4 separate regions of the Mus musculus genome follow, and regions 2, 3 and 4 are each linked to region 1. Evidence: chromatin loops called from intact Hi-C (ENCODE). Cell type or tissue: left cerebral cortex. All regions are shown on one strand. Region 1 holds the start of Zc2hc1a (zinc finger, C2HC-type containing 1A). Region 2 overlaps Pkia (protein kinase inhibitor, alpha). Region 3 has its middle 34 kb from the start of Pkia. Region 4 holds the start of Pex2 (peroxisomal biogenesis factor 2).

The links. Peaks named below come from ENCODE experiments on the same cell type or tissue, not always from the same donor. Only the 100,000 strongest peaks of a DNase experiment are listed, where the experiment ranks them.
Region 2: it touches region 1 in a loop (3-fold over the local background); 5 of 42 quality-filtered maps call a loop at or near these places.
Region 3: a loop joins it to region 1, with 7 times the contacts of the local background. A loop is called at or near these places in 17 of 42 quality-filtered maps.
Region 4: a loop joins it to region 1, with 5 times the contacts of the local background. A loop is called at or near these places in 2 of 42 quality-filtered maps.

What each region holds. Positions count from the first base shown.
Region 1 is chr3:7,497,419-7,505,418 of GRCm38, reverse strand. Zc2hc1a (zinc finger, C2HC-type containing 1A) reads right to left here and starts at 1,993. Exons shown (of 9, transcript NM_173181.3): 1 at 1,892-1,993. The coding sequence starts at 1,907. It also overlaps the pseudogene Gm23592. In left cerebral cortex, a CTCF peak has its summit at 3,430 (motif pointing right); DNase peaks (open chromatin) are centred at 1,999, 3,153, 3,502, 3,675 and 1 more place; H3K4me3 peaks cover 2,305 bases; H3K27ac peaks cover 991 bases.
Region 2 is chr3:7,424,560-7,432,559 of GRCm38, reverse strand. All of the region lies in intron 1 of Pkia (protein kinase inhibitor, alpha), which reads right to left. Among named protein-coding and RNA genes, the nearest start is that of Pkia, 62 kb to the right of the region's middle. In left cerebral cortex, a CTCF peak has its summit at 3,526; DNase peaks (open chromatin) are centred at 3,567, 4,151, 6,996, 7,783 and 2 more places; H3K27ac peaks cover 1,351 bases.
Region 3 is chr3:7,328,468-7,336,467 of GRCm38, reverse strand. No RefSeq gene overlaps it. Among named protein-coding and RNA genes, the nearest start is that of Pkia, 34 kb to the left of the region's middle. In left cerebral cortex, a CTCF peak has its summit at 4,311 (motif pointing left); no DNase peak of the experiment used is centred here.
Region 4 is chr3:5,571,499-5,579,498 of GRCm38, reverse strand. It overlaps Pex2 (peroxisomal biogenesis factor 2), which reads left to right and starts at 3,251. Exons shown (of 4, transcript NM_001267715.1): 1 at 3,251-3,461. In left cerebral cortex, a CTCF peak has its summit at 3,001; DNase peaks (open chromatin) are centred at 3,207 and 3,577; H3K4me3 peaks cover 1,969 bases; H3K27ac peaks cover 1,569 bases.

The sequences.
Region 1 (8,000 bases):
CTCTGAAAAATGTGACATTGTATGAACTCACTTTTTGAAAGAATGATGGAAGTGGAGTGGGGCTGAAGCCAGGACAAAACCACAAGAGAGCGAGCACTGCTCTTCCACTCAACAGAACACTTTGAGCTCTAACTATGCTGGATCACTTTTAGTTGCCAATATTTACCTGTTCTGCCAGACAGAAACAATGATTTCCTTATATTTCAACCTAATTTATTATAATTGAATGCATGAAATGATGGCATCTTAGTTTGTTCAGGAAAAGAAAAATCAAAGAGTTTAAGGGCCAGTACTGCTTAACATAAACCTGACTCATGAATCATGCTCATTGCATACTACATGAGGATCCTTATGTTCTACACACATACATACATACATACATACATACACACACACACAGAGTGTATATTATACTAGTATTCGATTATTTCTCCTAAATTTCTGATTTAGATAGCAAGAACTTTGACAATTTTTTATTCTTTGCATGCATAGATAAATAAGTGAAACATTGGATGAATATTTCTTTCACTGTAAATATTGATCAGTAAAAATCTGGGAAGTATTCTTAAACACTCTTCATGCAGTATGATAGCGTTGTAAAGTCTTCACACCTATGTTTCAACTCTATTCTCTATACAGTCCCTATACTAGTATAGTTGTAAATCACTAAAATGAGTTGCCTGTAGGGGTATCCAAAAATAGGAGATTTTTGAAAGGTATGCTGTCATTACAATTTCTCATTTCATGTTAATTTGAGTGGTACACCAAGCAAGACCTTCACAGCTAATCTGCAGCATAAATGATCTATTAGAATTCTTTATCACCTTCAAGATGTTTGGAGAAAGCTTAACTGCAAAATATCATTGTGAAATAAAATTCATAATCATATTATTATATTTTCTTTCTGGTACACTTAAATCACTGGGGAAGAGTTATCAGTTACCACTGTTAACTTCGTAACATGTCCTGAAATATTTGACTATCTATAATACAAGAAAATGAAGGGATCAAGTCCCCTATTCATTCCAAGTACAGTAAGTGGTGAAACAATTTTAAGAGAGAAAAAAAAACTATTTTAAGGCAGCAGGATCCAAATTTTCTGAAAGCTTGTATATCAGAAAGATCCCTAGTCTTTTTAAATCCTGAAACTGTTGTCACCACTGTTAAGATTTTTTTTTTCTTCCTTCCTTTGTTTTTTAAGTGAAATGTTGTCCTAGCGCGGGATTAAAATGGATGAAGAAAGGGAAAGAACTGGGAACAAAACAAAATCTGAAGCCATGGCTAAGGCACCAGGATAAAGTGAAGATAAGGAAGCAAAGCTGGCTTTTCCCTAGACCGTCCTCGTGAATAAACCATTAATGTTGAAGCTATTGTCCCTGCTGTAGAGCTCGCCAGGGACACTTCCTTGGGAGATGCTCCGGCATCTCTCCGAGCAAGGTGCGGTAGAAATGGAAGGAATGGACCTACGACTGTCCAAGGTGTGTGTCCAGAGCTCGCTGGAGGCAGGGCAGGTCCTGAGGGGTCAGCAAGAGCTGGCGACCCGGGCGTCGCGAACCTTAACCAAGAATACACTTTGCAAAGATAAGACTCGACCAGAGACACCTAGTGCCCACAGGAAACTCAGGGGTCCAGAAAGGACCCGACATGGTAGTTAGGCCTTGCAGAAGTGAGGACGCGGGGGCTCCAACCCCGCGGTGAAGTCGAGCACCGTGCCCGGCGGGCAGCCCGCGGCCACCGCTCCCGTAAGGGGCCGCCAGCTCCGCCCCGGGTGTCGGCGAGCGCGGGGACCTCGCTGCAGAGCCGGCCGGCCGGCCGCACTTGCCCCCAGACTCCAGGCCCCGGTCGCTCGGGCCCGCTGGAGCCCCGCGGTCGCATCCCCCTCGCGTCTCACCTTCCAGTCCGTCCATGACGCGCCGCCTCAGGCTCCGCAGGCAGCACCCGCCGCCGCCCAGTTCCTGCTGTAGCAACACGGCCGCACCTCCCACACTCTAACATCCCGGCCTCCTATTGGTCCGCGCGGGTGGGGGCGGGGTGACAGGGGCGGAGCTACTAAGGGCGGGGCTGCGCCTTCTGCCACCTCCCGAGGGACTCTCCTTCCACCAAGGTTTTTCCAACCACCCTCCCTGGAAACCGCAGCTACTTTTGTTGGCAATCCGAGATCCTTACACGCCTTTGTTCCACTTCAGCCACATTTAGGCTCACACCTTGTTTTCCAGCTTAGAATGCCTCCGCATCTCGGAGCTCCTCATCTCCAGTCAGTAAGAGAATGTCTTTTTAACAGGTCCCTCTGAGCTCTTGTAACAAGATAAGGGGGCCTTGGTCCAGCACCATCCCGTGTTCACTGCCCTTTTAAATCAAGCAACATCCTCTAGCCTTGTTCTTCAGACACAGCTCTATGGGCTAAGACATTGTTTCCTAGGTAAGTCATATTTTCTGTATGGGACTGTGGAACTGAGATTGCGCCAAACTTCTGAAACAGTTTTCTAACTATAAAAAGTTAGGCCCGAAATTAGAAATGAAACTTCCCCGTTGCACAATCTTTCCCTGGCCAGCACTATGCTTGCCCTCAACTGCAGTTCTGCATCTCATCAAGGCTGTACTGTACTGAGCGCTTTAAACTGGGAAGCTAACCTATCAAGGCACAAAGGTGTCTTTCTGTCAGAGTCAAAATGGAATCCAACCACTCAAACGGTTTTGCTTCACAGTCTAACACATTTTACCCTTACTAAAACTCTTCGAAAATTTTACTTAGCAAGAATAAACCAATCATATTGTTTACTGATTCTGGGGTGTCCATTACTAAGTTATCAATATATTTTGTTCGTAACAAGTCTTACACTGTTTTCTTGTTGAGCAGTTTAATTCAAAAGTTGTCTTAATTCTGTATACACTTAAATATGTCAGTAACTCTCTGATTTTGTTTAAACAAGCAAACGCCAAGAGGTCTTATCTGTGAGAAGACGCTCACAGTGGGTGTGAAGACCGTAGAGTCCGAGTCTGGTACAGAATAGTATAAGAAACTTCCATTCTGCAATTATCTCATGAGTCCTTTCCTTGTTCTGCTCTGGGCTTCCCTGACTTCTGAGTTTCTGGGACCTCCATGCAGGCAACCAACCTAGTTACCCTATATTGGTGTAGAGAGCCCCGCCACCACCAGTCCCCTGGCCATGCTTCTAAGACAAAATCAGATGAGGTTGAGGACAGCTTTCATAAGAATGCCCAAAAAAATAAAAAGAACACAAAAAGAATTATCAAAATAAAGAAGACATTTACTTTGCATATTGCAAGTTTAGACAAATATTAGGATGATGGACACAAGCCTTATTAGCCATAAAATCTACAGTAACATCAATAACAATAATAAAAATAGCAACAATAACAAAAGTACCTTAAGAGGCCCTGCCATCTAGAAGCCTTACAGGTGTGGCTGCTATATCACATGTCTGCCAGTAGATGGCAGAGAGGAGAGAAGCTATGTCTAGTTCAGTGTTCTGACCCATGAATAATTTACCTCACATTTCTGGAAAAAGGCCTGTCAGAAAAGCTACCAGTCTGGCATGAGGGGCCTGTCGGGGGCAGGGGTGGGGGGATGGGGAAGCATACAGTGTCCAGGGCTGAGATGACCATCAGAATGGTGCCATGGGGTCTGGGCAGAGAGGTATCCTGAGATGATTGCCAGTGGAGGGCTATGCAGGCCTAAGGGGATAGGCCATGCCTGACAGGACCCCTGACTAGCACCATAACGCATGAACAGGGCATTGTACTCCTGAGACAACCCCAGACATTCAGAGACCCTAGGTGCTAGTAAGAGGAGCAAGTAAGCGGTAGAGAATTGGAAGACAAAGAGAAACAGAAGGGTATGGGCACACGAGGAGAGGCAGAACTGGAGTGAGGAACATCCTGATGTGAGTAGCCTGTGATGTCATCTGGGACCATGGTGATGTAGTCCCGCATTGTTACAGAAGGCCATGTCTGGGTCCATAGCCATACAGTAACAGAACTCTGTTACCTCCAAAGGCAAAGTGAAGGATGCCCCTGTTCTGGGCTGCTGCCCAGAGAAAGGTTGATGTTTGAAGGCTGTACAGAACTGGCCCAATCCTTCACCAAAGCATCCTGTGATAGTGGGTCCTGGGATCATGAAAGCAGGAAAACTGGCCTTGCTCCTTATCTGCTGCAGCACTCAAAAGAGCAGTCCCTATACCTCACCTGAGCAGCACAGTATAGCTGGGGGTTGTGGGGGTTGTGAGTGAGCTAGCCCTAAGGGCACAAGTGTAGGAGAGCTGGCACTGCCTCTTGTCTGTTGGGTTGTTGTGCAGAGGAAGTAGAGATACCCTCCTCCCCTCCTTCATCTCTTACCATCTATGGCAGGTAGGAGATCTGGCCCCTGGGTAAAGAGAGTGGGAGAACTGACCATGTCCCTCACAGACTGCAACACTCGGGAGAGTCACCCTGTAGCTCACTTGGGCAGCAAGATAGAGCTGGTCATGATAACAGGGGATGCTGGTTAGCTGACCCAATAGTCAAAAGGAGAGCTGGAGGGCTGACCAAATCAGATAACTCTAAGGCCCAGATCCAGGCCCATATGTTGACCACCCCAACATCTACCCCAGTGATGAACTGCCAGAGTGCTTGGAAGTGGCAGTCATACAGATGCAAAACCAAAGGCTTACTATGACTCAGGGCAACAACAGGATATCTTGTAGGATCCTGAGTGAGGATCCAGTATTGATAGTGTAGCAGAAGCCAGAGACCACATACCAGACCAATAAGTCATTGCAATAATAGAACACAATATGACACAACTTCATGTTAAAACTCTTGGAAAGATCAGAAATTCATGGCACATATTCAAACATAATAAAAGCAATATATATCAAACCAACAGCCAACATCAAATTAAATGGAGGGAAACTAGAAGTAATCCCACTAAAATCAGGGAAAGACAAGATTGCCTACTCTTTTGTATATTGAACCATCCCTGTATTCCTGGGATGAAGCCTACTTGATAGTACTGAATGATGTTTTTGATGTGTTCTTGGATTTGGCTTGCGAAAATTTTATTGAGTATTTTTGCATCAGTGTTCTGTTTCAATGACCTGCCTGTTAGTGAGAGTGGGGTATTGAGTTGAGGTTGAATGTATGTTTGTGCTTTAGTAAAATTTTTATAAAAAGGAGGGTGCCCTCACACTTTCGACAAAGATGTTCAGACCTGAGAATTCTTCTGGGTGGATTTTTTCTTTGATGAATAGAAGTTTAATTCTCCATCTCATTTGATAACTTTTGGTTGAAAAATCTATTTTATCAGATATTAGAATGACAACTCTAGCTTCTTTCTTGAGACCATTTACTTGGAAAGCTTTTTTTCCAGCCTTTTAAGCTCAGGTAGAATCTGTCTTTGTCGCTAAGGTGTGTTTCTTGCATGCAGCAGAATGATGAATCCTGTTTGTGTATCCAGTTTCTTACCCTTTGTCTTTTTATTGGGGAATTGAGTCCACTGAAGTTGAAAGATATCAAAGACATGATAGTTCTGGTTATTTTTGTTGTTGGTGGTGTGTGATTGTCTTCTTTTGGGTTCATGGTGAAATATGTAATTTGTTGTATTTTCCTGGGTGTAGTTACCCTCCTAGTGTTGTAGATTTCCTTTCAGTATCCTCTGTATGGCTGGATTAGTGGGAAGTTACTGCTTAAATTTGATTTTCTCATGGAATATTTTGGTTTCTCCACCTATGGTGATTGAGAGTTTTGTTGGGTATAGTATCCTGGGCTGGCATTTTTGTTCTGTCAGGATCTGTATGGCATCTGCCCAGGATCTTATGGCTTTTAGAGTCTCTGTTGAGAAGTCTAGTGTAATTCTGATAGGTTTACATTCATATACTACTTGCCATTTTTTTTCTTACAGTTTTTAATATTCTTTCTTTGTTCTGTGCATTTAGTGTTTTATTACATAAGAGAGGATTTTCTTTCCTTGTCCAATCTGTTAGATGTGGTATAGGCTTTTTGTACATTTATAGCAACTTCTTTCTTTAGGTTTGGGAAGTTTCCTTCTACGATTTTGTTGAAGATGGTTTCTTGCCCTTTGAGCTGGGATTCTTCACCATCTTCTATTCCTATTATTCTTAGGTTTGATCTTTTCATGGTGTCCTGAATTTCCTGGATATTTGGGGTTAGGAGCTTTTTACATTTTGTATTTTCTTTGACCAATCTGTCAATATTTTCTATGGTATCTTCTATACCTGAGATTCTCTCTTTTATTTCTTTTATTTTATAGTTGATGCTTGTCTCTGTAGCTTCTGACCTCTTTCCTAAGTTGTTCATCTCCAGGGTTGTCTCTATTTGTATTTTTTTTTATTGTTTCTATTTACAATTTTAGTTCTTGGGCTGTTTTGTTCAATTACTTCATCTGCTTGACTGTACTTTCCTGTATTTCTTTGTTTCCTCTTAAAGGGCTTCTATCTGTTTGCCTGACTTTTCTTGTAATTTTTTGAGGGAGTTATGTATAGTCCACTTAAAGGTCTTTATCATCTTCATGAGATGGAATTTTAGGTCTTTGTTTTATTTTCTGTCATATTACGGTATCCAGGGCTTGCTGTCGTGGGAGAACTGGATAATGATGGTGCCAAATTGCATTGGTTTCTGTACCTTATGATCTTACACTTGCCTCTCGCCATCTGGTTATTTCTGATGTCAACTGGATTGGGTGTCTCTGATTTGAGCTGGCCTCCTTGGAAGCAGATAGAACTCTGTGACAGGGGTTAGAGCCAGTCTTCTGGGAGGCAGGTAGTGCTGTCTCTGGTTAGGGTGAGCCTCCTATGACTCTGGTTAGAAAAGGCTGCCTGTGTTTCTGGTTACTTCAAACCTCCTGGGAGGCAAGCAGGCTGTGTCCCTGGTTACTGTGGATCTCCTGGGAGGCATGCAGACTGTAGGGTATGTGTAGGGTATGGGAAGGTATTGGGCCTGCTGATCCATCCCAGGTAAGGAAGCTGACAGGGAAGTGACCTGGCACTTCTTAACATAGTGAGGTTCTTCTTTTTCCCACCAATTATCCCTCCTGGTTCCCACCCTAACACTAGATAGACGAAGAAGAAGAAGGAAGAGGAGGAGAAGGAGGAAGAAGAGGAGGAGGAGGTAGAAGAAGAGAGATCCTGAAATCAAATTTCTTTCTGTTTCTTCTTTGAGTTAGAGTACTAACAAACTGCAACCAACATCTCCTGAACCAACAACAACCACTGATCCTGCCTCTTGAAGCATTTATGTACCTTCTAAAAAGTTCCCAGAATTTCTAACATCACACAATCACAGAAAGTATCTGCAGCTTGCAAAATCATGCCTCTGCTGGAGCAGGAGGCTAATCATAGTCAGCTGTAGTGGACAATCTGAAACAGTTTTACTATATCCCCCATACCTGGGATTAAAACAAAAATACTTTCTAATAATAATTTTTAAAGAAAGCAAAATTCCAGAATCATCACTCTACTCTATTATATATATTTTATGAATTAACAACAATTTATAAAAAAAAATGTAACTGTGAAAACAGTGAGTCCTAGCAATTCTTAGTATTTTAAAAATTGTATAATTCTTCAAATATGATAAACTGCAATAACCCACAGACTAATTTTTAGAAAAGTGATTGGTATGCAGTTAAATATTATCTGTCCCTTTTGAACTTAGTGAAGAAGAAGGAAAAGGAGGAAGAGAAGAAGGTAGAGAAGGTAGATGAAGATAAGGAGAAGACAAAGAGGATAGTGATGAAGATGATCACACAGGTTGGGAAGAAATCATCCTGATGTTTAGTTTGTAAAATTCTAGTAAAATATATAAGTAATCACAAATTAAAAGTGGCTCAATTTTGTAGCATAATTTTAGGGATATACGTGTAACTCTCAAGGGTCTGAATTTTATTATGAAATTTTGTAACATACAAATTAACTTATCAATTGACATTTTCAAAAACAGCAAGCAACTATAAAAAGAGATATTTTGTTTACAAACAAAATGAA
Region 2 (8,000 bases), 73 kb after region 1:
CTTCTCCTAAACTATATTCTCAGTGTTGTCTTTCTTTGCTGGTGAATTGTTTTCTTTCCTACCTTCCTTCCTCTCGCCCACTTTCTTTCTTTCTTTCTTTCTTTCTTTCTTTCTTTCTTTCTTTCTTTCTTTCTTTCTTCCTTCCTTCCTTCCTTCCTTCCTCCCTCCCTCCCTCCCTCCCTCCCTCCCTCCCTCCCTCCCTCCCTCCCTCCCTCCCTTCCTTCCTTCCTTCCTTCCTTCCTTCTTTCCTTCCTTCCTCCCTTTCTTCCTTCCTCCCTTCCTTCCTTCCTCCCTTTTAATTTTGAAACATGCTACTGATCTTCTTTTATACCATCTCCTATACAATCATCCACTTGCTATAACATTATACACCATGTTTAGCACATTTTTGTTTATCTCTCACCCTTGAAATCAATTTCTAATTACTTCTCAATAAGTAGTTTTTTTTTAATCACTTACATTTTCATTCTATTTTAAATGCTGCTTCCAGAACAATATTCACAGAACAAAAGCTTCACACAGTCTATAAATTCTAAAAATTAGAATTCCTTTTAAGGGCAAATGGCTCTTGCTTCTTCCTATTTTACTTCACCACACATGTCATGCTGGTATATTGCAGAATATAGCACAGTGTTTTTCAGAGATCTGTGATGGTGAATTTGCTTAAATCAGTTCCCCACCAGGAATGCAAATAAATCTGCTTGGTGAAACAGACTGAGCCTTCAGAATTCAGCCGAAACTCATCTTCTCTTTTATCACTTTCCCCATCTTCAGACAGCAAGTTATAAGTCAGAATTTTGTCTGTAGAAAGCACTGTCAACATTATGGTGACCTCTCTTTCTAGACAGATAGCAAGCTATGACAAGTCAGGGACTTATTAAGATGAAAAAATATTGCATATACTCTCTCAATTATGGAATGAATATGAGATAAAGCAGAAGAGGAATCCATTGGAGAAGGGCAGAAAGGGAGGGAGTGGGAGGAATGGGGATGGTAGTGGAGTGACAAGATGTGAGGAAAACCAAGTGCTAAATACATAAAAATGTTAAAATTCAGTCCTATCATTTGTTTGCTAACTGAAACTCTAATTTGAAAAGAAAATGGGTTTGCTATTAGTTTTGTATATGCATTTCTAACATAGTTACTTGCATAGTGTCAGTCTTAAATCAAAGTATAGATGCGGCAAAGATCCTTTTATCAGCAGCCACAGACTGTCCATGCTTCCAGATGATGGCAAATGAAAGTGGACCCACTCTAACCTGAATGATTCAATTTATGCAGAGTGTGAGGACGGTGAGATTCAACCTTCCACCCCATCTTTACTTTGGTACTTAAATGTTTGGAACATAGGTTCATAAATTCCTAACACACTCTTATACATCTTTATGAGGCTGTTTCTGAGTCAGTAATAATGTTTTGACCTTGCTATAATTAAATTCTGCTAGTAACAAGAATATTGTCTTTAGCTAGAGCACGATTAGCAACATTATGTTTACTTTCTACATTAACCTGAAGGTTTAGAACTGAATAAAAGAACCAGTAATACACCTGTAAGTATTTAAGGAGAAATGAAGTGAGAGAAATACACACTTTTTATAGTTTCTATTCTCAGTGAGTGTCTTTTAAAATAGTTTTTCAAAGCATGACTTAAAAGAAAGAAAACAACTGCTATCTATTATTCATCATCTGGCAAAAGAAAATAATACGACAAAAACCAATACCTCATTTTCAGTTAAAAATGTCTCATACTTCAAATGACCCTTAAATCATATGCAGACCAAGGCTTAAAATCCAGGTCTTATTTTATAAAAGAATTTCCTTGTCTTCTTCCTATTATTCCTTTTCTCTGTAGACTGCCATAACATGTGGGGTTTGTCTAACCCACTCTTGCTGCTGAGTTTAAGAAGATCTGTAATATCAAAATGAAGCATAGAATTTGTTATATTTCCAACAAAGATATGAATAAAAAAACTGAACAAGAAGCTGAAAAGTCTATCACTGTGAACAGAACTGACAGTTTTAAACTCTCATTTGGTTCACTCTTAGCTAATAGGCATGGGCTGGGACAAACAGGGATATGAAAATTCTAAGGGCATGTTATAATTGTCCTCAACTGGCTATACACAAATTGGATTTGAATTGAGTCTATGACAATAAGAACTGATATAGAAGCACTATTCCTGTAGAAGTCTCTCCTGTTAAATATTTTTGTATCAATTTATTAGATTTATGTGTAGATTATACATCTAAAGTAAATTGTAAACTAAACATTAGGTATTTCATCATAGTTCTCACCTTAATAATAATTATTAGCTATTAATAGAAAATTAATCTTTAAAAAGTTCTTTATTTGGATAAACAAATTTATGATAAAAGAAAATAGCATACAGATAGCACAAGATAAACATATGCAAAGCAGAAGAAATGTAATTCCATTTATGGAGAAAATACATAGCTGGTTTGAATTCTACGCATGTCTTTCCATTATTATTTTTATTATTATTCTTAGGTTCTCCAAAGTGCATGTTTTCCCATACAAAATGCCTTCCCTCATCCAAATCAAGTATTTAGGCATGGGTCTCTTTCAGCTACCAAAGATCCAGAGATGTCTTTTACAAAACAAACAAACAAACAAACAAACAAACAAAAACAACAAAAAATACATTATCACCTCATGGAGAACAAACTTTTGCTATGAAATCCTGTAGAATTGTTGTTGAAAGTTATAACTAACATATCGAGAGACAGGAAGGAAAGAAGGAAGGAAGAATGGAAGCACCATCAAATAAATTCCAGCAGCTGACAGAGGCTTAGCAGAGGACCAATTAGCATTTATTTATTCTAACTGTACAAAATAAAGAGAAAACCCTTGGAAAATATAGTAATAATGGACTTTGTTTCCTACTTGTGTTGCTATATTTAGAATTTTCTAGACATTAATGATAATTTATTGTATATAGGCATAGAATATGGTACATTTCTGAACCCAGTTATGCAAATATATAGTTATATTAATTAAGGTCTGGAGTGGGGGAGGGAAGATATTTTACTCTTAAATATTGAGCTACCAAATAATAGATTACATTTTAAATTTTAAATTTAAAAAATAATATTTAATATAATTAGGTCAGCACTTATGAAAAAGCACTAATCATGCTCTGTGCCCTGGAGCAAGCCCCTCCCTCTGTCCCCTGGAGCAAGCCCCTCCCTCTGTCCCCTGGAGCAAGCCCCTCCCTCTCACTGTGAAGGAAGGGATCAGGGCTGTCCTCAGGAGACATTAAATGGAAGGGGACTTTCTGACAACATGAGTTGTTTGGGGACTTTCTTACTTAATGTCTTTTAGTTCTTCTAATATCACAGTGCAACTATTCACAGACAGAAATCAGACTTTCCTCTAGCAGAAATTACAGATTTAGTTACGTTTCAGGAACCTCATAACCGCATGTACTTACGCCTCCTATCTTAAATCGAAGCTTTCCACATCGGTGTATCCTAGAAGAAGCTGAGCCTATGAAGCTGCGAAGATGGTTTTTATAGTGACTTTGAGTCATGAGCCAAATGGTGACTGAAGAACATGCTAATTTTACTTCTGTAAATGGGACACATGAAATGGGAGTCGCACACTTGGAAGGGAGGATAGAGAGACTGCCTCCAACGCACAGAGGATTCTAGAGTGAACAATCCAATTTTAAAAATGAAGTCTAAATGTCAGAAACAGAAAAAATTACCTTGTTCCACTCTCAAATTCAGTGACAAAAATTCTCAAATGTTAAAATAATGAAATCCTGTGCAATTCCCAGTGTGTTCAGTACTCAGTACACATTGGTGTTTTCTGTCTAAGATTTCCCTGCACTAAGAACAGTGGTCAAGAACTTCAATGAGCTTTCATTTATGTGAAACAAATCTGCTAACATTTACCATGTGAAAAAATGAAAGAACTGGCCAAATATAAGTATTTATTAATTCTCTGAAATATACCAATAAACCTAATATATATTTACATAAACACTTGTTTTGTAAAGGAAATATGTTTTTAAAAGAAAAAGGAAATGATGACAGAAATTTTGTATAGTTTTACATTCGTAACTCTGGCTTTTATAAATGTCTGGCTTAATCAGGGACATCTGGCTTCTCAAATCTGCACCTGCACTAGATCTGTTGCAATCTGTTGCTTCCATTGCGCTATGTGAGGAAAACCTGTCCTCATAACGATTTTTCTTTTAGGTTTACAACAGTGAAGAGAACTTTAATAGCCTTTTCAGGTATTTGTAAAGTTGTTTTTTTCTTTTTTTACAATGTGGACTGTAAAAGCATAAGAAAATGCTTTCCACCCCCATTTGCTAATGTCTCTAACATCTGTCTTGTGTCATGAGTGGCTCTTTTGTTCTTGCATGCACACACACAATACTGAGCATCACTCTTTTGGCATATATTTGTTCACTGGGCATTGAGTCAGGTAAATTTTTCAACTAGTTACATTTTCTAGTATACAACCTAATTAGTTTTTTTTTTTTTTTTTTTTTGAGCCAGATATGGCATTTTCCAAAACGTATCTTTTTCATTTGGAAGCTTGGATGTTGCAGTCACAAATCCCATTATTCACTTTAAAGAAAACCTTTGCAAAACACCCGGGCACAAACAACCCGAGTTTGTTTTCTATAGAGATTATTAGGAATGGTGATCCTTCAGTCTACAATGTGACTGAGCAGGTGCTCAGGTATTTACCAAGAAGAGTAACTACACAGTTAGTTAGTTAGTTAGTTAGGTAGTTAGTTAGTTAGTAAAAAACTAACTCTGTAGTTTTTCTTTTGTTTCTTAAACCATATTTAGATCTTCTTATCTCATTTTTACAGGTAATCTTGATAGATACCTTAGAGGGGGAATATCAGGTCCTCTTACATTAATTTCTTAAATTCTCTTTTCTCTAGCAACACATGAACAGTTATCCATGAATACCTTCTTTAGTGTGCTCCCACTTACAACAAGATTTCAACAATAGCCTCAGCAACAGGAAGCTCTGGTCAATTCATAGCAGTCTGAATTAAGTTCTTTTTATTTTTAGATTCTTATGTTTTATCAAATATTTTGAACTAATGTTGAAAATGAATATACATGGCTTATAGGCTCAACACATATGAGCACACCTCAGTCAGGTAAAGGGAGAAATGACAAGAGCAAGAATGTATTATTGATGGAGAATCTTTCAGCAAGATGGACAGTTCTTGTCTCAGCTCCACCCATGGGAAAGAAGTCATCTCACAAATAGCTTGTTTTCAATGTCTTTTGTAAAATAGCATTGGCTGCTTCCAGTGATTTATTTTGTACTCATGTTAGAGATTTCTATATCATTTTTTCAATATTTCATATATATATTTCATGATTAATCCCTGTAAGAGTACTGCTGAGATGGTTAATTAGCAGTAGAAATACTATCTATAGGTAGTGCACTTCAAATGAAGAAACAGAAGCAGAGGGGTTAACTGACTCACTAATATTTTACACAGTCAGTAGAAACACTGACATAAGAACGGAAGCCTAGGTTTACCCACTTCAAACACATAACAGCTTTGAGAGTCCAAGATTAGCAATGATCTTCCTTACGTGAATCTTTCTAAATGATTGTCTTATTTCCTTCCCCAGCTCTGTATTATTTTAAGGACTACAGATACTTTTAAAATGGATACCTTCCCATTAAACTAACGTGTTTCCCTGTATGTATTTCTGATAAACATTTAGCTTTCAAAAATCAGGGGTCAGAAAGATGGTTCACTGTTTCAGGGCAGTTGTCAGCAAGCCAGCTCTCTCACCTGAGGTGCATTCCTGAGTTCCATGTGGTGGAGGGAGAGAAACTATTTTACAAGCCATCCTCTGACATTCATGTGTATATGAACTCATACAATAAATAAGAAAATGATAAAATATTGTTTTAAAAATAAAAATGTAGGTTATGAAACATTTAGAAAATTAATTTATTATTTACTTTTCCATCTTTAAAATCACAAGAGGAGTAAAATAAGATCAAATTTATTGGATGGGTCCAATGTGTAATGATAGGCATAAGATAATAAATTAGTTATGAAGTTTATGAAGTTGAGTGCTTTGGGGATATTTAAAAGTTGAAAAGGCACACCACATTCACCAGCGAGTGTACAAGGATAATTTAAATGTCTTAATGGCTTTATCAATATAGTATTTATATGATGAAGTAACAGGTTCATGTTATTATGTTACATAATTAGTAGGGATATTTTTAATACTATTTTACTTTAGGACATGTTAAGCTAAGTTTATTTCATTTTATATTTAGAGCTTGTCTTCAATATTTCTTTATACATATGTAGCCATTTCCATACTATATTGAGACAGTATTTCACAAACTGATCATCTATTTAAATCATTACAGAATGTGACTTTTCAATCATATCATATGTCCTCTTTGATTTCTATGTTTGGTCCATAAAACCTTCTTACTCCAAACCCTACATAGTCTAAATATGTATGGTCTAAGCATTTTGGATGTGCTTTATAATCAGGATTCGTTGTCAGGAAGGTGGTTTAGCTTTAAGTGACTAAAAACATAATTAACAGTAACTGTGATTTTGACAGGGATCTATGAGAAAATTAAATAATGCCTGAAAAATGGTTCCAAAATATAAACAAAACACGCAAAAGTGAGAAAATGTTTAATAATTTCAACACTAATATTAATGTGGTTCATCTAATGGGGTGCCTGTTGGTTCTCGTGTAGAGTTGGTTAGTCTTAGTTACGGTTACTATTGCAGTGATGAAACACTATGACCAAAAAGCAAGTTGGTGATGAAATGGTTTATTTGGCTTACACTTCCACATTGTAGTCCATCATTGAAGAAAGTCAAGACAGGAGCTCAAACACGGCAGGAAGAGGAAGCAGGAGTTGGTGCAGAGGCCATTAAGGGGTAGTGCTTACTGGCTTGTTCCACATGATATGTTCAGCCTGCTTTCTTTTAGAATCAGCCCAGGGTGGCCTTATATAAAATAGGCTGAACTAGCCTCTATAAGCCAGCAAAAATAATGCCCTACAGGATTGCCTATAGCCCAATGTTTTGGAGGCATTTCTCAGTCTCAACTTCTCCCTACCCAGTGATTAGCTTGTTTTAAGTTGGCATGGAACTAGCCAGCACAATTACCTATAAATGATATTTGCTGTATTTGGTACATGCTTATAACATGTTGTTTGGAATGTCCAAAAGTCAAATTGTCTGTGACTAAGAAAGGTTTGAAAAAGATACAAGAAAAGAAAAAGAAAAAATGAAGGATGATTAGAGTCAAGCAGTAAAGATTAATTTGTAGAGAATTTAACTGAAAGAGAACTGAAGACAGAGAGGAACTCAATATGTTAGTTCATGCAAATATGATGCTTATGACATTTATATGTTTTGAATTATTATAACTAACTAAAGACATACTTTGTCTTCCAAATGTTGCTGCTGCTTCCGTTAAAGAATTTTAGTCTGTTCTTGAGAAAAATGCTTCAACAGATGCCTGCTCTCAAGAACTAGACCTGTCTCTATCAGTCGGCCCTAGGTCAAGCTGCCGGGCCCCGAGATTTAAAGAGCAGGGTACACTGAGAAGCAGCGTCTGCTACAGAGGACATGATCAGTATCTGCCATAGTGGGATGTTTGAAATTGCTGGCTCTGGAATGAGAAACTTGTACTGTGTCTGGAGTTTTAGCTAGGATAAATAAGCAGATGGCAATATTTGGTAAATGGGAAAGGAACAGCAGTTTTAAGTCTAAGAATGGCATGCCATGACATCACAATGCTACATCTTTTCTTTTCTGAATGAGTGGAAATGCATTAACTAAAACCACATACAGTTCACACATCAATATGAGCTCTCCTGCTGCAAGCGAACACTTTTTGTGATATCTGAATATTCCAGTTAAAATTGTGCTTATACATCTTAATGTGCCTTTTTTTCAGCCAAAACTAACACTTTCTATGACTGTGTTTAGCATATT
Region 3 (8,000 bases), 170 kb after region 1:
AATATAGAAAGATTAGAATGAATTTTCTTGTCCCTTTTTCACAAGGCCCTGAGGGTCTTTTGAACACACACATTAAACGGTGCTTTTGACAAGAGAAGTTGATAGTTAAGAGCCAATGATTTTTCTTAAGATTCTGGTTAAAAATAAGCAAGTGGGAGCTGAAAGCTGGAATCTTCTAAGGATCCACCAGTGCTTGTGGACTGGGAAGCAGCAGGAGATTGATTCTGTTCTTGTGTTTTAAGCACAAACATTTTCACGTTCATTGATGACTGCCTCACTGTTTGATTTGGTAATATTCTAAAATCCTTCAAATGTAAAATAAAATGTCTAAATGTGGAAAAGAACACTGTTCAAGCTACTCACTGAAGGCAGCTTTAGAAACAGAAAGATAATTTGTCACTGTAATTGCTAAACTTTCTTTTTCTTTTCTGTATTGCTGGTTACCTCATTTAAACACGTTTTGAGCATTTCATACATCAATGGTTTATTTAAAGTATTTCAACCCCTTTGTATCTCCCTACCAACATCTTCCATGACTTTGCCAATACATCCCAAATACATGACATTTTCATCTTTTCTTCATAGATTACTACTGTTTCACACACACACACACACACACACACACACACACACACAAACACACACAATGCAAACAGACCAGGCTATTCAGTATTGTTCATATATATGCATACTTATATGTATATGTGTGTGTATCTGTATCTGCATCCACATGTGTATACATGTGGTTACATGGATATCCATGAGTTCTGCTGCCACAAGGGGCCGTATTGATGTAGGTGGGCTGAGTTCCCACCCCAAGGCAATGGTCTATGATACTGCAGAGTACAATATCTGGGTCCATTGTCCCAGTTCATCCAGGATTAATGCTGTCTACGACCCATGTTATCATCAAAGGCATTGATCCTTGGTCTAGGCTCCCCCTACTCCTGAAGCCATGTTGACATCTGTGTGCCCTACAGATCTGAGTGCGCTGTGCTTCCACCTGAGTTCAAGCTGATATCTGTGGTCTGGGCTGCCTCTGTGGGTCTTTTTTTTTTCTGGTGAATTGATGATACTACTACAGCCAGGAGTCCTATTAGTAATTGGTGCTTCTGCCACAAACTGAGTAGAGGCCAATGGTCCATGTTTCTACAGACTGTGAAGAACAAGGCTGCTTTTGCTGTGATATAGGTGACTGCAGATGTACAATTGAGAGGGAGGGACACAGAAGGCATCAGTGGCAACCACTAGTCCTACCCCAGCCTCCTGTGCCACACCAAAATTGATAGCCTTGAGTGGAAGCTCACCACTGTCTTCAGACACACCAGAAGAGGGCATCAGATCGCATTACAGATGGTTGTGAACCACCATGTGGCTTCTGGGACCTGAACTCAGGACCTCTGGAAGAACATTCAGTGGTCTTAATTGCTGAGCCATTTCTCCAGCCTCAAGAGTAGAACTCTTTAAAAATATAATGGAGATGCTGAAAAGTAGATCTCCACAATTGATGACTTTGGAGTGGGTGAGGAAAGGGAAGGATCCAGTTTTGTTTAAGGGGTAGGCCCTGAGAGGTTGACCATTCCCCACTGAGTACATAGACAACCCAAATTGGATTTGGTGTTGTTGGTTTTCTTTCTTTCTTTCTTTCTTTCTTTCTTTCTTTCTTTCTTTCTTTCTTTCTTTCTTTCTTTCTTTCTTTCTCTCTCTCTCTCTCTCTCTCTCTCTCTCTCTCTCTCTCTCCTTCCTTCCTTCCTTCCTTCCTTCCTTTCTTTCTTTCTTTCTTTCTTTCTTTCTTTCTTTTTCTTATTTTTATTTTTACTTTTTTGGGGGGGTGGGGTGGAGTTACAAGGGTAAGAAGGTAGACCACGAAGGACTGGGAAGTGAGTGTGATTGGGGCATATGATATGACACTCCCAGAGAATCAATAAAAATGTTATGTTAAAGATTTAAATCTATATTAAGTAGGGATACATATGAAGTGAAACTTGAGATGTTAGAATTCTCTCTGATATTTATTGATGAAGTGGGCAGAAAGATGAGGACGATGGAAGTGATGGATAGGGTTTATGACCTAAATGCTGGAGAACCTTTGCAAAAATCAGTTTCAAATGATCTCTGAATTTTTAAGTCTTTATATGGCCAATTTTCAAATCTTTCCATTTTTAATTCATGCAGAAAAGGTAATATATTAAGTACACTGAGATAAACAAAAGATTAATTTTACATTGCACTGGCTAGAACATTTGAAATGACCCCTATGGCAACTCATTAATTAGCACAGGTGCTGCCATAGGACACTAGCTGTTCTAAGTCACCACAGCTGTGAACGGATGCTAATGGTTAATAGGTTAATAATTTATCTGTTGCAATAGTCCCATCTGACTTTTCACTGTGCTTTATGTCTTTCTAAAAAGGAGATTTATCATGACCTGTCAACTACGACATTTGCTTATTCCTCAAGATGGACTTTGATTGTCAATCTATCTATATCTCGAGAACTCAAGTCAGTGTCTAGCATATAGTTGCCACTCAGTAAACAATTCCTAAAATCAGTGTGTATTTGTGGAAATCCCACGCATTACCTATTTGAATCAAAGTAGGATTTTCCCCATTTCTTTCCTGTGATTTTAAATAATAAAACACAACTAATAACTAGAATATAAGCAATCACATGACTTCTCATCTTCCACTTAGGTTTATTTTAGTCAATGGCACATGCATCTGATATTCTCAGAGTTAATTCAACTTTCCCTGTCAGGTTTGTGTGGCAGTGTCCTCTTGATTTAAACCTAGGTGTCTTTTCCATTTCCATTCCCACCTTTCCCACCTATTAGGTCAATCTTGGTGTGAGGCGTCTTTCTCTCCTTTCTGTGTTGATCTCCAGAAAATGTGACCTTGGCACTGAAATCAGCCTTGCCCTGTACTGCCCATACCATAAACTTGCTGAGCTTCCCATGAGAGCTGTGGTTGGCTTTGTATCTCATCCCTCAGTTTTTTGATCATTAAAAATCCTAATTCACGAAAGTTCTTGTAAAATTCTAGGCCACAGCATGCATTGGGTCAATGTTAAGTATTCAAATTCTCTTTTGACTTATCTCTACATTGTTGTTAGATTTTGTTTTTGAAACAATTATATTGACACCACTATTCTCTTAAATATAAGCTAAGTTTCTCTACACTGTGCAGCAAATCTCTGTGTAGAAAGTATTCTTTCATTGAAAATACTTTTCTCCTCACATAATATATCCTGATTATAATTCCCAACCTTTCTATGCCTCCCAGTTTTTCCATACCTACTCTCCCACCCCATCTACTCTCTTTCTGTCTTAGAAAACAAGCAGGCTTCTTGCAGTACATCATGAGTAGGTGAGTGTTCTCATAACCAAGGTAAAACAAAACATAGAATTACATCAAGTAGGAAAGGTCTAGACAGAGTTGAGGTTCTCCAAGAGGCAAAATTCTTTCAAGCTTTGAATAGAAGGCTGAAAATGTAAACAGCTTGTACATTATACTTTTACAGTTTGACTGAGAACAGGATTTATAAAAAGGAGAGACCCAGGTGGGGGAGGGTATAAGGGACTTTTGAGATAGCATTTGAATTGTAAATGAAGAAAATATCAAAGTGTGGACACTTTGCCCCTTCCTAGAAATGGGAACATAACACCCATGGAAGGAGTTACAGAGACAAAATTTGGAGCTGTGACGAAAGGATGGACCATCTAGTGATTTCCATATCCAGGGATCCATCCCATAATCAGTTTCCAAACGCTGACACCATTGCATACACTAGCAAGATTTTGCTGTAAGGACCCAGATATAGCTGTCTCTTGTGAGACTATGCTGGGGCCTAGCAAACACAGAAGTGGATGCTCACAGTCAGCTATTTGATGGGTCACACGGCCCCCAATGGAGGAGCTAGAGAAAGTACCCAAGGAGCTAAAGGGAACTGCAACCCTATATGTGGAACAACAATATGAACTAACCAGTACCCCGGAGCTCTTGTCTTTAGCTGCATATGTATCAAAAGATGGCCTAGTCAGCCATCACTGGAAAGAGAGGCCCTTTGGACTTGCAAACTTTATATGCCCCAGTACAGGGGAACGCCAGGGCCAAAAAGGAGGAGTGGGTGGGTAGGGGATTGGGGGTGGGTGAGTATGGGGGACTTTTGGGATAGCATTGGAAATGTAAACGAGGAAAATACATAATTAAAAAAAAGAAAGAAAAATAACATAAAAAAGAAAATATCTAATAAAAAATATTAAAAAAGTAGAAAACCCATATTTAGTCTAAGTATTGTGCTGACCTCTAGTGGTTTAATATGGTATATACATATGCAGACAAGATATCCATATACATAAATACAATCTATAACAAATATACATATAATATTGGATATATTTTCAGTATAGGAAATACTAGCAAATGTTAATTTTATAAACTAATGTATCTATTATTATGATATTTAAACAATGTGTACAATGTGTTCTAATCATATTTACCCTCTATCACTTGTCCTTCATCTTTTTTCCTCTTCAACATCTCTAATATTTCCTATAAAACATGTTTGAGCATGTAGCCGTGTTTTGACAACTCATATGTGTGCACCCTATGAACATAGGGCCCTTGGATGACAGAAGAGTGCATAGGACACTCTAGGAGTAGAGTGACAGGACCTGGGTCCTGGAAGAGCAGCTGTACTGCTAACACCTATCAACTGCCCCCGCCTCCTGTTATTTTCTTATTGTTTTCATCCTTTCCCTTCTAACTCTGATATGAGAGAACACACATAATATTTGGTCTTGCACAAAATTTCTGTTCTCCTGATTTGACTTCAGTATAATTAATTTTCCTTTCAATTAAATAATTTCACCTGGTTTTATGGCAAAATAAAACTCCCTTTTGGGTTGATTCCAGGATTTCATTATCTATTAGTTTGCTGAGGGTAGCTAACTAATTCCATAATGTGGCTACTGTGAATAGGCCAGAGGTTAACAGAAGTATGCAAGAATCTTCAAAACAAGCTTACTTGGTTTCTTTTTGACCAAATACTGAGTGGCTTACTTGATCATATAGCAGTTCTATTTTTATATTTTTGAGGAACTTCCATGCTCATTTCCATGGTTGCTAGACCAGTTTGCTTTCTGCCACCAGTATAAAGACACCCTATACTTTGGAAAAATGGCATTTTTCCTTTTATTGATTCTCATTCTAACCTGGTGACATGGATTCATTCTAAATTTGATTTGTCTTTCTTTGAGGCTGAAGATATTGGATTTTTCTTTCTCGCTATTTGTTCTTTATTTGGAAAGTGTCTGCTCAGTTCCTTTGCCCACTTAGAATTGTATTCTTTGTTCTAAATTTTATTATTTCAACTCCTGAGATCTTTACAAACTCTGAATGTTATTAACCCTACTAGATGAATAATGAGATTTTTTTCTCTCATTTTGTAGGCTGTCTTTGTTGTACTGAATATTTCTTCTATTGCTCAGGGTTTTTAACATTGAAGCGATCCAAGCTGGAGCCATGACTCATTCATCAAAAACACTTGCTACTGTCCTAGAAGACACAGGTTCAATACCCAGCACCCAAAAAAAAACTTTTACAATAATCTGTAACTCAACTCATGTAGGATTTAACTCTCTCTTCTTGCCACTGAGGGCCTTACATGCATGAGGTGCACAGACATACATGCAGACAAAACATCCATACACATAGAAGAGTCCCTTCCCCTGAGGCACCACTATAATTCTCTATTCTATACTATAGTATAGAATAGAGTTTATTCAGGGCATGGGGAGGCGAGTTAAGAGGGTAGTAGAGGCAGAGAGAGGGAGAGAGTAGAGAAGTAGAGGCTGGCCATGACCACGTGGAGAAAGGGGGTAAGGGAATGGGAAGGGGAGAGGAAGAGAGAAGCAAGAGAGCAACAGAGAGCAAGAGAACAAGAGAGGGAGAAGGGGTCAAGCAACCCTTTTTATAGTGGGCCAGATATACCTGGCTGTTGCCAGGTAACTCTGGATGGAATTTAGACAGAATGCTAACATCCCATTTCTCCCGTTTTGGTTTATTTTTTAAAAAAGGAAAAAAAATTAGAAAGAGGTAATGGCGAAGCAGAAATAGGGTTGTCATAATACCTAACTACTTCTGGCTGGCTTTGGGGGCGACGTGTCTCTAGGGAACCTAGAAGAATGGGTATTAGTCTTAGGAGAATGGACTGTTTTCTGCTGTCCAGAGTCTGTGGAGCCATCCATCTGAGGATAGGTCAGAAGGAACAAAGGCACTAGACGCGTCTGTGTCTGTGACAAGAGATGGAGCATCTGGAGGCTGCCTCTGTGGAGCTGTCCTGGGTGTAGTGGAAGCGTCTGTGTCTGTGACAGGAGATGGAGCATCTGGAGGCTGCCTCTCTGGAGCTGTCCTGGGTGTAGTGGAAGCGTCTGTGTCTGTGACAGGAGATGGAGCATCTGGAGGGTTTCTGTGGAGCTGTCCTGGGTGTAGTGGAAGCGTCTGTGTCTGTGACAGGAGATGGAGCATCTGGAGGCTGCTTCTGTGGAGCTGTCCTGGGTGTAGTAGAAGCGTCTGTGTCTGTGACAGGAGATGGAGCATCTGGAGGCTGTTTCTCTGGATCTGTCCTGAGTGTAGTAAGCACCTGGACTTGATAGGGTGTTGAAACACATTATTATAGGTAGAGAATAAGATTAAGAACATTTGGGAGAAATAAAAAATATTTCAGATGTACAACTTTTTCTAATAACATTTAGCTATATTTACAGATTAGTTCCATCTTCACCTATCATCAAAGAGGCTTCTTCCCGCAGCAGATGAGAACAAATATAGAGACCACAGTGAGACATTAAAGAGTGAGAGACCTTGGAACACTCAGTCACAAATAGGATGGATTCATCGAGTTCCTTTCTTCAGGGCTCAGAGAGTGTTGTTCGGGAGGAGACAAACAATATAAAAGCCAGAGTGGATGGAGACAGCAAGAGAACAAAGCCCTCTAAATCACCGTGCTCAACACACATGAATTCACAGAGACTGAGGCGATACACAAGGCCTGCACAGGTCTTTACCAGGTCTTTTGCATATATATATTATGGCTTCTAGTTTAGTGTTTTATGGGATTCCTTACTGAGAAACTGAGTTGGTCTGTTTCTTGTGTCTTCTCTTGGGCCCTTTGCCCTCTGTTTCTTTGTCCCATTTTGATGTGTTAGTTTTTTTCTATTATATGAATTAAATGAATATTAATTATTATCTCTTGGGTGTCTATTTTCTAAGAAGAGACAGAAAAGGGGTAGATCAGGATGGTTGTAGAGATAGGGAACATCTTTCCTTCAAGGGAGGAGAAACAGTAAAAAGAATATATTATATGAGAAAATATTATTTTCAAAAAAATGAAAGCAAGCAAGAAAACAAAACCATATTGAGCATTTTCTTTAGAAGAAAGTGCTTCCTTATTAAGAAAGTTTGAATAATTGTGTTGGCTCACCTTGGTAAGATATACTGTTGAGTTGGCAAAGTTCTTTTTTCTTCAGCTATGGAAATGACCTGGTCATTTATCCCTTTAGTACGCAGAGTATAAGAATAACACGCACACCTTCACAAGGCAGAACTTAAGGCGAGCCTTTCTTCCACAGGCTGTATCACTTTCTACTCTTATTGTAGATATTGTGTTTTTTGAAATAGGGTCTCAAGTAGCTCAAACTATTTTCAAACTACAGATTCTCCTCCTTCTGCCTTCCAAATTCTGAGAAGCAGGTATTGTCCAGGTTTTCTGTGTCTATAAATTTGTATTCCCTTCCTTAGTTTTTCTAACTTACCTGCTTCAAATATATGAGTACACATTAACCTAGAACCAGTGTAGCTCTTTGTCTATTAATTTTGTTACCTTTAGTATTCTGTTTTTATAAAAACCTTAGGAGATATGAAGAAAACCATATATGTTAGGTTATTAGCTATATTTGCTACTTTTCCTGCTGCTGTGATAGAAACTAGAGAGAACATTT
Region 4 (8,000 bases), 1.9 Mb after region 1:
TAGGTGTGGCTTTGTTGGAGTAGGTGTGTCACTGTAGGAGTGGGCTATAAGATCATCATCCGAGCTGCCTGGAAGTCAGTATTCTGTTAGCAGCCTTCAGATGAAGATGTAGAACTCTCAGCTCCTCCTGCACCATTATCTGCCTGGATTCGACATGTTCCTGCCTTGATGATAATTGACTGAACCTCTGAACCTGTAAGCCAGTCCCAATTAAATGATGTCCTTGTGAGACTTGCCTTGGTCAATGGTATCTGTTCACAGCAGTAAAACCCTAAGACAACAATCAAATGTGTTTTTGTAAAACCAGTGACTAGGGAGATGTAAGCCTGGAATGGGGAAAGAATAGCTGAGGGCCTCACCCCCTGCTTCTAAGATAGAGGAAGATAGCCTCCAAATACAGACTGTGGGTGGTATCTAGGCATTGTATAAGTCCTCTGCTAACAAAAGTTAGGGAAAAAAATGGAACAGAAGGAAGAGGAGGGGAGGAGAGTAAAGGAAGGAAAAGGAAAGGAAGAAAGGAGAAGGAGAGAGAGAGAGAGAGAGAGAGAGAGAGAGAGAGAGAAACATCAACCTGACATCAGCAAATAGCAAACTACTAAACAACCAGTGAGCAAAGGGCCCACACTCCTCCGCTGAGCTTCAGAGAAAAACCAGGGCCTGCAGACACCTTGATTTTAGTGCACTGAGGCCCATCTTAAGATATAAAAATAAGTGTTGGTTTGAGGTGTTAACTTCACAGAAATTCTTTACAGCAGCAACACTAACATTAAAAGATTGTACAATCAACTTTTTCTTAAAAGACCCAATTATATTGATTTAAGAATAATGTAATATGCTAATATAAATTTACCTTCTTAAAGTCAGCAATTTAAAAATATGTTAGAGGCATAAATCAATGTGTTCTTAACATTTTTATTGGTAAATTCTTTAGAGCCTAAAAACCACTAAAAGGCAAAAGGAGGATATAGGATGCCATTATTTTCTTTGTACTTTAAAGGTAAAAGATTAATCAATTTTTTCTTCTTTAAATTCTCATAGTAAATGAAATATATTAATTTTTTCAGTACTTCTTAAAAGACCACAGTCAAGTCTTCATAAGATCCTTTGTACATCTGTAAGAATAATTCTTGGTTAAAATATTAATGTGTTGAATTTACAAATGCAAAATATGATATGCCTTGCTTATTATCTTCATAGTGACCAAACAGGTCCTTATTAGCTCCTAGAAATAGGCCATCTCTGTCTTCTCTTTGGCTTTTTTTCTCATTAACACTGTCTAGCAATATTCCTGGCCCAGGAATAAAGCCCAGCTCAGGTTTTTGTTCAATAAATGAGTGGATATGTTTTTAAGGCAAGTTTTAAAATAATAAAAACAAGTTTTCTGAAACTACTAGCTCACTACAAAGATTAATGAAGTACACTATATAAATATATCCTGATTTTAAATATTTTCAGCAGTAATTTTAAATGCTATGCTTCCTGGCATTCTTAAGAATCATCTAATATAATTCAAATTTCTCGTGCAGCTGGGATCTTTGTTATGGAGATACTGTGATGTGTGTTCATGAGACCTACTAAAACTCTTTGAACTAGAGATGCTTTCTGAAAATGTCTTCTCTAGCCATTATTGTGTGTGCACATGTGTGTGATGTGTTTGTTTATATGTAATTGCTATTGTGTGTGTGCATGTGCTTATATGGGGGAGACATAGTGAAGGATTCAAGAGCAGGTGATCTTTCCATTTGAGTATCTAGGATGAAATTTGTCCCTTCTGCTTGGCAGAAAGTACCTTCATTCCTGAGCCTTCTCCCTGGTCCCATTTTTATTTTATTTTTTTTTAATTTCACCTTTGTCCTCATAAAAATCAAGTGAACTAGGCAAGAAAATATGCAGTTGTCTTCCCAGCACATAGCAGCTGAGACAGAAGTGCTTTGAGGCCAACCATAGAGCTACATTGCAAAAGCCCGTATCAAAAGCAAAAAACACCAAAACCTAAACAGTCTATCACAGCCTACCTTGGGCTACCTTCCTACACAACTAAGTCAAAGCCTTGCTCTTCAAAGAGAATTCACTATTTTGAACAACAGCTCCCTACATAATAATAGGAACCCCATTACTTTAAATTTTTTGGAACACTTTCAATATAATGGCCAATGCATCAAATTGATGAGTATTTTGTATCCCTTTAAGCTGTCTTAGAATCGTGTCCATACCTTACAGTTAGAGTAGGCTGTATTTCAAACCAATCACAAGAAGATAGTGGTCACCATGGGGTGGGTATACTGGTGCATCTCTAGACACATCCCTGCAGTCCCTATCTGTATTCCATACCTACTGTAGCAAACTGGAGCTCCTCCTACAGTGTTTTCTACACTGTCAGGTTACTTGTTAAAAAGGGATTTGTTTGCTTTCTTTGTCTTCCACCCAATTTTGCTCCCAAGTTCTCCTTTAATATACTCCAGATACTAAGGTTTTTTTGTTTGTTTTGTTTTTTTAAAAACACACATTATTTAAAAAACAAAAAACAAAGAATCAGAATTGTACTGAGTGCATGATTCTGAGGTTCTTATTACCGCCTCCTTTATGCTGTCCATGTGTCATGCACAGAACTCTGATGCTCTGGGTAATTTCTGAAACAAAATACAATGAAAAGTTTTGGGGCATTGGAGACAATTGTATTTTTGTATCACTACCTCCACGAGCCTGGGGATGCAGGCGGGGTTGGTAGCATTAAAAAGACTTTACAACTTCGGTAGGCTCTACCTGATTTCCTAAGTACCTCCCGACCAACCCACCCAGCCAAGGCCATTCTAGCTCCTTGTCACTGGCCTGCCTCCCATCGGGTGGCCTGCAGCCTCTGCCCCAGTGGCTGCCCGATGGGGACCTAGTGTGCTGCCACACATCTGGGGACAAGGTCAGACCGACAACCGGGAGGACCCAAGGTCAGTCCCCGGCCCTCAGGTGCGCAGGCGCCGGGTCGCCAGCCGGCGGCACTTGTCCAGCGGCCGTCAGCGGCGTCCTTGGGCCCAGAGCCTGCCCGCAGAGCCCAGACCTCCCTCTGGGCCGGGACAGCAAAGCCTCTTCACGCCCGGCCCTGACCCCGCGCTGACCGCTCGGTGACGCTTCTGCCAATCAGAGGCAGCTTTGCGGACCAATCCCAGTGCGTGGAGTGTCCTCTTGGGCGTCTCTTCCCTTCGTCCCTTCGTCCCTTCGTCTCTTCGTCCCTTCGGCTCCTCGGCATTTTCCGTGGCCAGGCCTTATCCGGCTTTCCTCAGACCCGGTGTTGCTTCTGGGTGTAATTCCCCGCTCTCTCTTCAGCCACTTCCGGGTCTTCCGTCGCTCCGGAAGCCCGCAGATTCCGGAAGTGAGGGCGACCCAGATGCGGCCACGGAATGCCCAGCTTTCCGGAGATTGTTTGAGAAACGGCCGTGCGGCGCCCGGGCGTCCCGCAGACCCCGCAGGTCAGTGTCCGCTCGCAGCCGCCCCGCCGTAGGGCGCGCGGGCCGCACGCTCTGCGAGGACGGCGTCGCGAAGCTTGCCTTGGCTGCAGGCCGCGGTGGCTCAGTCTGTCTCGGTTCCGCAAAGGCGGTAAAGCAAGCCAGACGCCTAGTTTTCCTCTAGTTTAACGCTGTCACGCAGACAACGCTTCTGCCTCTGCACGCCCCGCGGCGACGCTGCAGACAGCCCGGAAAGCGCCTCCTCGCCTTTAGAACAGTACTAGATTGAGTGCTTTAACTCTTAAATAAGAATCTCTTGTAGTTTATGAGTTTTTCAGTGTTTTGGACTTTCAACGTTTCCAACAGCCCATTCTTGGTCTTCGTGGCAAGAGTTATGGAAGGTTTTCTTACAAGTTAGTTTCTGACTTACATTGCAATCCATTGGTTTGCTATAAGGAATGTTATAATCATTTCTCTTCTTTGTGGGGAGTCCTTAAAAGTCTTTGTTGGTTCAGTAGTTTATTCACGTGCCATTTTTCACACAGCAACACTTAGCAAAAGAACTTTTCACGGATTGAAACTTTCCCAGACTATCGGTTTCAAATATTCTGTGGGACCCTTTGCCACATTTTTCATCTTGATTATTTTAGATAATTGGTGTATGACTAAGGACCCCCATCCCGACCCTTACCAGTTTGTAGTCAAAACACCCTCCAGGAATGTGTGGCCTTTAGTTAAACCTGAACAGAATGGATTTGGAGTAGCTTCTTTCTGTTACTGTCTTGATCCTTTTTGTACTATCAATTACTTGTATCCAGAATGAGGAGAATTGAAAAATGAGTCAGAATTAGTAGGAAAAAAGACCCTCCCCCTTTTTTTTCTTTAAAAAGTAAAGAAACTGAGCATACTAGGCCACTAACATGAAAAGAATTAAGTTCTAGTCTTGATTATAGTTTGCTTCTGCCCAGCTCTACCTTTTGGACTAATTCTCTTCTTTAGTAATTAGAGGTAGCACTCAATCTGTGGCTTTAAAATTGTTCCATAAAAGAACTTTTGTAGAAATTTCCTGAAGCCATGCAGAGGAGAGACAAAGCAAGCCGGCTGTCAACTGTCGTTTAACAAGCACAGCTATTTATATGTTCTTTTACAACAGTGTTCCTGTAAGGATCTAGTTCACATCTTGGACCCGATGATCTGACTTGCTCCTCAGCATGAAAATTCTTCTTAGCACAATTGTTCATTGTTTTCAGTATGCATTCATCCGGTTATTCTGGCATCCTAAAGTTATGTATTCCTTATTTTTAAAAGGGACAAACATGGCAATGCTATCTTATTTTTTAAAAATAAGAAAAGTTTAATTCTGTCTTTTTGATCACTCATAATTCCCATTTCCCTTCCTACTGAATATCCTTGTTTTGTTTAAATTGAAGGTCTTCAAAGCCTTTGCATTAATTTTCTGTTTGATCCATTCAATATCTGAGCCTTGAAGGTATGTGAAGACTTGCTGGTCATGCCTTGTCTAGGAAAATTAGGGATCTAGCACTATATGATCTGCAGGGCATTAAGTAATTTTCAGGTTCCTATAGTACAAAGAAAGTCTGAGCTGTATCAGTTTTTATGTCAGAACCAACGTTCATTTGAGATTGCTTGCACCTTTCCCCCATTCTTGGTGAACCTGGTTGGACAACAGGAATGTAGGCTACGTAGTCCCTGTCTTCTTCCTGTGAAGTAAAGGTAACTTCTAAGTATTCTGTGGCCCTCCTGCGTGCCGTGAGAATGTGAGAGAAGCCTTGGGGAAAGCCTCAGCTGCTCCATCTCTCCTTGACTGTGAGCCTGGCAGCGATTTCAACTGAGTTTTATACATGGTAGTGGAGAAGGGGAGAGGAGTAGTCATCTCCTGGCCTTCCCATTGTGGACTGTGTGCCTTTCCAGCCCATTTCCTTCAAGACAGTCAAAAGTCCCTTTCTATAATGGGTTTTTTGTTTCTTGGTGGTTTTTTTTTTTTTTTTGTAGCTTTTTTTTTTCCTGTATTTATTATGTATTTTTATCAGAGCTCAGATTTCTTTCCTGAGTGAGTAAAGATAAAATACCACCCAATTGTCTTTCCGTCCTTATTAAAATGTATCAACCAGGAACTCCAAAGTAATTCTGTCTCTATCTTGTCTAACCCTTGTGTTTGGAGATGTGTTGGCATAATATCTACCTTACATACAATTCTGTATTCATAATAAATGATCAAACCACATTTTTTACCCAGAGAAGACTCTTTTTAGATTTGACATTCAGGCCCTTTGATTGAGTCCCTGACGGAATGTATAGGGGAGGGAATGTGGATGGGAGCTTGGGTGATTTACCACATTCCTTTAATTACTTTCTTCATCTGTAGTTTGGAGAGCTTAGTTATGAAATCTGTCTTTTGAATGATCCTGAGGAACAACAACAACAACAGCAAAAAAGCTAAGTTTATTGTCTACAAATTTTGGATTGATTACCAGCAATTTATTAATTGTTACTTGACCTTAAATTATATTTGTTTTAAAAGTAACATAATAACAGCTACTGTTTTAGACAGATTCCAGGACACAAAATAAAGGAAATATGTAGTGTCTGGTACAATTAGGTTTTACTTGGTAATTTCTTGTCCATACTTGATACCTTTTTGTTCATTTGGGGATATTTTCCCATTCTCTTTTACCATAAAAATTGCAGTTAAATCTATGTTCTAATAATTTTGAAGTCATTTGAAATTCTTCTCTTAAGCAAGTTGATCCAAAAACTCCCAGAATTTCTAGAATACTTTGAAGATGTGCTTTCTTCAGGTATTTCACCTGTCTGTGCGAATGCTTAGAATCGACGTTTGCTGTAGTTGGTGTCTCTGCACTTTAGGCGTACATAGCCTTTGAAAATAATTCCTGCAGTGTGTGCTCTAGTGCCACTTTCAAGTAGTTATACTGCTGGGCCATCATCATCTTGTTGGTATAGGGCACAGGACAGAGCATACTCTGCCACTTCTAGCATGGTGACTTTATAGTAGTTATTAATCTTTTAAGTTCTAATTTTTGTTTTAATTTTCCTATAACTGTCCCCTTATCATATATCCTGCTATATTTTCTTTACAGCTTTTTAAAGTCAGTTTTATATAACCATGTCTCTGATTGGAAAGGGGTTCTTGTTTTCTATCTGCTCTTTTCAAACTTTGAGAAAACACTTCTTGTAAATTACAATTTTTTTTGTTTACATTTTTTTTCACCCCACCCCCCCCACCCCCACCCCCAGGTAATGAGGAATGTGTTGTAGTAAAATGACTTGTGCAGAGTCTCTTTGGCATGCCATTTCCTGTGTGCAGTCAAGCATGTCTTTAGTGTTGCAGTATGCCCCTAACCTAACCCTAACCCTCTGTATGATGTAAAAATAGCAACTTTCTGAAAGAAAAGAATATGTGAACAACCGCTGCTTTCTTAAAAAAAAAAAAAAAAAAAAAAAAAAAAAGGTGAGGTTAAGTAAAGGTGTTAGAAATTCTGTTTTAAGGTTTTAAGATAGTGTTTTAGTTAACCTTACTTACTGAAACAAGTGCACAGTAGCTAAAATAAGCAAGGACTTTGGTGGGACATGTTGTGTGTAATATGAATTTAGTCTTGAAAGTTATACCTTTTGGGTTTGGTTTGGTTTCTTTGGTCTTTTCAAAGAGGGGGAAATATATACATATGTGTGTTTGTGTATCCATATCCCTTCCAGTAAGGAGCTTATCGCTACTCTCTTTTGTGAGAACTCTATTTTTCATACATTTTAGAAAAGACCGAATTCAATTAAAAACAAATTTGAAGACCTAATGTCCACAGTTTGAAAGTTTTATGTGTCTTGTATGTATCCAAATGAGCATTATTGTGACTTATCAAACTGACTATCTATAAAGTATTGAAAGTAAATTTAATTGTAATAGAGGGAGGAACAACAGAGTAGTTACAATTAATTTAGCAAGTCTGGCAGAAGTAGAATTAGATGGAGTTTAGCACTGTTCAGAGAGCCAGAGGTCATGGTATCCTAATGGATCTTAGCCATGCTTTACTCTTACCTATGTTTGAAGTGTACTCTGGGAATCCAGTTAAGTCCCTTTCTGATGCATGTACCATTTGTTAGTATTGATTTCAGTACAATGGACAGTAAATCTATCTGACTACACTAAGAATATCTTTTTAGATTCAAACCTTAAGGTCTGCACTTAGAGATTAGTCACACAACCTCCAAATATGAAGTTTTAACCTAAAACCTATAAAAACCTAGAGAGAAATCAAATGAACTTCCATCCACTTTGATAAATGGAATTCCTAAGACAGTGTAGCTGTGATTTCGGTCCTACTAAGGATGAGTTCCCAGCAGCAGATGGCCTAGAGATTCATCACAATTTAGAGGTTTCTGCTGACAACATTTACAGGATTGTAAATTTAAATGTAGAATTTCTGTAGGCAGTATGCATTGACAAATATGTTTAATGGCAATACATCTAGTTCTGAGGATCCCAGAACCGGTCAATAATAATGTGTATATTGATAGCAGCAATGTAGG